Regions from separate parts of the Homo sapiens genome. Here region 2 is linked to region 1. Evidence: chromatin contacts called from ENCODE Hi-C data. All regions are on one chromosome and are shown on one strand. The core of a region is the stretch at or near the end of the contact, and the rest is flanking DNA. Distances in the headings are between cores, read along the strand shown.

Evidence for each region. A loop is a pair of places that touch in the nucleus more often than their neighbours do. Pooled maps may share reads with other maps.
Region 2: a loop to region 1 is called in a map of CD8-positive, alpha-beta T cell, with 10 times the contacts of the local background. The contact joins the promoter of MCM9 here to the promoter of NT5DC1 in region 1. A Hi-C loop is called at or near these places in 2 of 168 maps with a recorded cell type or tissue (CD8-positive, alpha-beta T cell and naive thymus-derived CD4-positive, alpha-beta T cell) and 7 of 50 pooled maps.

Annotation. Positions count from the first base shown.
Region 1 is chr6:116,099,589-116,102,288 of GRCh38, forward strand. NT5DC1 (5'-nucleotidase domain containing 1) reads left to right here and starts at 1,265. Exons shown (of 12, transcript NM_152729.3): 1 at 1,265-1,435. The coding sequence starts at 1,343. It also overlaps a transcript of FRK not described here. RefSeq lists enhancers at 925-1,447, 1,448-1,968 and a silencer at 1,081-1,340.
Region 2 is chr6:118,933,737-118,936,436 of GRCh38, forward strand. It overlaps MCM9 (minichromosome maintenance 9 homologous recombination repair factor), which reads right to left and starts at 1,423. Exons shown (of 14, transcript NM_017696.3): 1 at 1,155-1,423. It overlaps LOC124901389 (a long non-coding RNA gene), which reads left to right and starts at 1,179. Exons shown (of 2, transcript XR_007059729.1): 1 at 1,179-1,254. RefSeq lists silencers at 672-921, 1,172-1,601.

The DNA.
Region 1 (2,700 bases), core at 15-2,514:
CTATTCCAGAGAGATTTGTTTGGGGCTTTTAAGTGTTATAATGGAACAAGTTATCAATTTTATTCAAATGGGTCTACTAGGTATAAGTGTCCTCCTACTCAATTGTACTATCTATTGCACTAAATTAATCCTCTGATTGGTCTATTAGCCTCAGAAGGATTAGTATTTGAAAGGGTTAAATGCAGTTCTCAATCAATTATATTTTCATTATGTCACGACTATTGATTTGTCCCATTAGACACATTGTTCCTTTAAATTGAGAACTGAAGCAGTGTAAACATAATAGATTTGTATTTTCTTTTTAAAATGAGGTACTATGTAATAAAGATCTCAAAGTGCTAGTCCTTCACATCCGGAAATCAGGAAGAGAATTAAATGCCCTAAGGCATACATTGTATGTAATGGATTAACTTTCTCTGCATCTAAAATGGTAGTAGTTATACAGTTCTTGAGAGAATTAAGCAAATGTCACTCAAAACATTTTGTGCTCTATAAACCTTAAACCCGGTTTGCAAAAGTTTTTTGTAGTATGCTCTATATATTTCTATGAAGTTTCTGATGCCCTTTCATAAAAAATTCATTACAATAACAAAATAGGATTATCAAGTAATAACCAATATTGGTTTCCATAACAAGTATCATCTTGCAAAATGGTTCTTCACGATGTCTGATACATTTATTTTCTAACGCACTCCAGGGTATGAAATAGTGAAAGGTCTGTCTTCCACTTAACCACTTAGGAAACCAAGGAATATAAAGTTTTTGGTTTAAACCACTATCAAAGATCACGTGGGTGAAAAGACCTTCCAAATTGTAGGCTAACTGGGTCAGAGGGATATTAGCGGATGAATTTTTTCTATGATCTTACTATTCCTCACACAGGGGTAAAAGGTCAGGTCTAACCTCATGATCTCCTGGTTTCCGAGGCGCCCTGAGGCGATGGAGTGTCCCGGTTAATTTTGTGGTAGCCCTCGGGAAAGGCTACGTGCCTACAGGTCTCAGCTGTGCAGCAGCGGCACCGCTCCTGGACCCCTACTGCCTTCTGGGCTCCTAGGCTTGCGGAACAGATCAGGAGTCGCCGGCATTGGGGTACCAGGAGGACGCGAGCTGACTACCTGACTCCGGGCGGCGCAGGACGCCCGCCGCGCGAGGGGCGGGGGCTAAGCGTATCGAGGGGCGGTGCTCGAGGGCGCGGGAGGCGGGAGAGGCTGCCGCGCCGTGTGCCCTGGCAGCCGCAGCCCCGCCCCGCCGCGTCCGGCCCGGTCCTGTCCCGCAGCGTCCCGCCAGCCAGCTCCTTGCACCCTTCGCGGCCGAGGCGCTCCCTGGTGCTCCCCGCGCAGCCATGGCTCAGCACTTCTCCCTGGCCGCCTGCGACGTGGTCGGATTCGACCTGGACCACACTCTGTGTCGCTACAACCTGCCCGAGAGCGCCCCGGTGAGTGGCGCGGGCTCCGGGGCGCACTGCGCGCAACCTCCATGGCGGCTGGGGCTTGAGTTTCCTCCAGGTTTGGGCAACGGCGGACGCTGCCCGGGGCCTGCGGCGGCCGAGTCTTGCCGCAGAGCGCGGCCTCCAGCGGCGAGAAGGGGCGGAAGTGTGCAGCCTCCGCTCCGCGCCGGTGCCGTGGGGACCGGCACATTTACCTCAGCCATTAGCTAATGTTGAGAGGGATAGGGAAGAACGAAGGAGGGGCAAACTGCGCAAGACCGGGCTGGGGAATCGGTGATTTCTAGGGCCGAGGAGGGGCGGGGTCAGGGGGACTAGGGCTGTCCTTGAAGATCTCACGTCGTGGAACTTTCTCTGCATGTCTTTCTGGACACCAGCTGATTGTGGACACAGCCACTTGATTTGGTACTTGCATTTTTTTTGGCTGCATTTTTCTGTTTGCACGATCAACCACCCATCAGTGTTTAAACTGCAATCTGGGAGAGATGCGTAGTATATAGTGTAGTGTATTGAAAGGAACACTAGTTGAAAAGTCATTAAGATCTTAGCCCTAGTTTTACCTTCTATCAAGAGAAGAAAATACATATTTATTGCGCATCGACTACGTGCTCCGTGCACTTTGAATACATTCCAGTCCTACCAACAGTCTGCGAAGTTTGGGTCCTCACTGTGCCCTGAGGGAGGGGGACATGGAGTATGCATGCTTCCAGACCTGTACACTCAAATTAATTGCCCTCCCTCCACTATTCCTTTGGTTTCCCAATTCCCAAGGAAACTAATTTTGAAAAGTTACCAGATTTTTTTAGTCCAAGATCTAAGCATCCAGACAGAAAAAGAGCTGGTTATGAGTACAGTGGTGAAAGCGAGGACTCCTCAGCCAGACTGCCTAGCTTAGGACACCAGCTCCACTGTTACTAGCTCTGTGACTTCGAGGAAGTTACTTAACCTGTGCTGCTTCTCAGTTTCCCCATCTGTAAAATGGAGCTAATAATTGGATTTACCTCACAAGATTGTTGCAAGGATTAAATGAGTAAGAGATGTATAATGCTTAGAATAGTACCTTGGCAAAGACAAGTGTTTGCTTTTATGGTTACCACCCAAACTATTTGGAAACCTCACAGTTTATGGGTAGAACTCTAGATCACTGGTGCAGACATCAGCCAGGGTTGTGCCCCATTATGGGCACCCGCCAGTTCCTGCACCCACCAGTTCAGGTACACGTTAAAGGTCAAAAAAGAGTGGCTGCCCGAATTTCT
Region 2 (2,700 bases), core at 173-2,672, 2.8 Mb after region 1:
AGGTGTGAAACGTTTAAGAAGTACATATAGCAGTTAGGTCAAGAATCCTGACCACTATAGGAGGCCAGAGTGAGAGTAAGAATGAGTAAATGTATATCCAAAACAATGAGTGGAAATAAATTACGGCCTCCACGGTAATTTGTTTTTGGTTAAGCAATATAAATTCAGCCAAGTGTAAAGCAGAAAAAGCACTTGGGAAGGAATATCTCCACAATGTGGACTTTGCCCAAAAAAAAAAAAAAAAAAATCTGGACTCCCAACAGTGGCTACAAGAGAATCACTATGATTCTATTAAAGCATATTAAGTTTAGAGCCACAAATTTAGCAATTTGAAAAACAGCTCCACACAAGGCAGGAAAAGGGCAGCAGCAGAATTCAACGTTCAAATTAAGGTCAGATTAAATTTTGCCTAGTTAGGCTAGCATTTCTATGGTTATATGGACCATCGTTATTCATTCCCTTTCAACATCTATGCAAAACTGACTAATCAACTGTGTTATCAGCAGTTTGCTAAATCAATAAACGTACCTACTACCCACCCAGATAGACACTGGAGGGACTTTTTGTTTTGAGAAGGGTCATTTCACAACTTTCAAGTTCTCTTTCCTTTTCTTATTGAATATTTGGGGTCAAAATAAAATCATTTGCTTTACTTTGTCCTCTTGACCACAGCGAAGCGTCGAAAAGAAGACAGGAGAGTGCCTAACTGCACTGGCATCCCCCAGCTGTCTCCGGGAATCGCGGCAGCCCCGCCCCGCCCGCCTGCACCTGCCGGGAGCCCCGCCCCCTCCGCGCGGGCTGGCGGGACGCGCGCCCTCGGCCCCGCCCCACTCCCTCCGCCCCTCTCACTGCGGGGGCGCGCCATTTCGCGCCTCCGGGCCGCTCGGCTGCCCCAGGGGCGCCTGGCAAACGTGGAGTCGCTCGGTTTTGGAGGCATGCTTTCCAAACTTTCTAATTCACAGGGTCTTTGCACGCAGCCCCTGCCCCACAACACCTTGGCAGTCTCTGAGACTTCTGGGGCTCTTCTCCCGGGCAGCTCCCGTGCCTGTCCGGTCCCGGAGTTGAATAGTTTTTGAAGTAATGAGACGGGAACGAGACTTGGGACGAACTGGAGAAAAACATAACCGCGAAAGGAGGAGGCGGCTATCACTTACTGGCTGTGTCAGAAGTCGCCGGGAACGCGTTGCTCCCGAGGCCGAAGGGCCCAGAGAGCTCCAGCCAGGCAGCGGGTTCGTCTCCGGCGCAAGAAGGCTGGTGAGGCGGAGTGCGCGCGTGCACGTGGCCGCTCGAGGCGCCACCGGCCGCGGGGACGCGCGGGCTGTGTCGGGCGGCCTAGCGCCTGCGGCTCTGCCGGGCCTGCGCTCTCGACCGACGCCGGGCCGCGCACCGCCTCAACTTCCCTGCCCCGGCGGCTCTTCCGGATGGAGACGAGGCAGCGGGGCGGGGTGGAGCGGAGCGGGCGGATTGGGGCGGAGCCAGGAGGGTCCCGGGCGGGGAGAGGGGCGGGACCCGAGCAGTGACCTCAGGCTAAGTGGCCAGAGCAGGGTTGTGCGGCGGCTCAGATCGGATCTTAGGGTTTGTTTTTTGTCTGTCCAAGGAATTTGCCTAACCCAAGGCCACAGAGGATCTCTTCTGTGTTTTCTGACACAAGTTTTAGAATTTTAGGTTTTATATTGAGGTCTGTGATCCAATTAGAGCTAATTTTTGTCTGTGGTGCAAAGTATGGATCTTAGGTCATTTTTTTGTATGTGAATAGTGTCATTTGTTTAGAGAGCTTTCTTTTTCTCACTGAATAGCTTTTGCACCTATGTTTAAAATCAGTTGTCCCTAAAGCATCAGTTGTGGGTCTATTCTTAGACTTTCTATTCTGTTCCGACAATTTATTATATTTCTCTCTACAAAAATACCACATTGTCTTGATTCCTGTAGATTCGTAAGAGTCTTAAAATCAGATCGTGTTTGGCCTCCAATTTTTTGTTATTTTTCAAAAATGTTCTGGCTCATCTAGTCCCTTGGGTTTTCATATGAATGTTAAAATCAGCTTGTCACTTTAAAAAGTTGGGATTGTGATTGGTTACATTTCGTCTATAGATCCATGTAAGAATAATTTACATGTTAACAATATTTAGTAATGACCCTTAAAGTAAGCCTCTTCATTTATTTAGGTGTTATTTCACTCAGCAAATGTTTTGATCTTTTGTCAGGTCTAGTCTTATATAGTCCATTTTCACAGTGCTAATAAAGACATACCTGGGACTGAGTAATTTATAAAGGAAAGACGTTTAATTGACTTACAGTTCAGCATGGCTGGGGAGACTTCAGGAAACTTAAAATCATGGCAGAAGCGGGAGCAAACCTCCTTCTTCACAGGGCTGCAGGAAGGAGAAGTGAGGAGCAAGGAGGGAAAAGCCCCTTAGAAAACCATCAGATCTTGTGATACCTCACTCACTATCAGAGAACAGCATGGGAATAACCACCCCCATGATTCAGTTACCTCCCACCGGGTCCCTCCCACAACACCTGGGGATTATGGTAACTACAGTTCAAGATGAGGTTTGGGCAGGGACACAGCCAAACCATATCACCCTATGTCAGATTTATCCATAAATCTAAGGATGGGGGAAAAATATACTTCTTGATATTATGTAAATGACATTTTAAATTTTCAGTTGTTCTTTGATAGTGTCTTAGTCTGTGTTG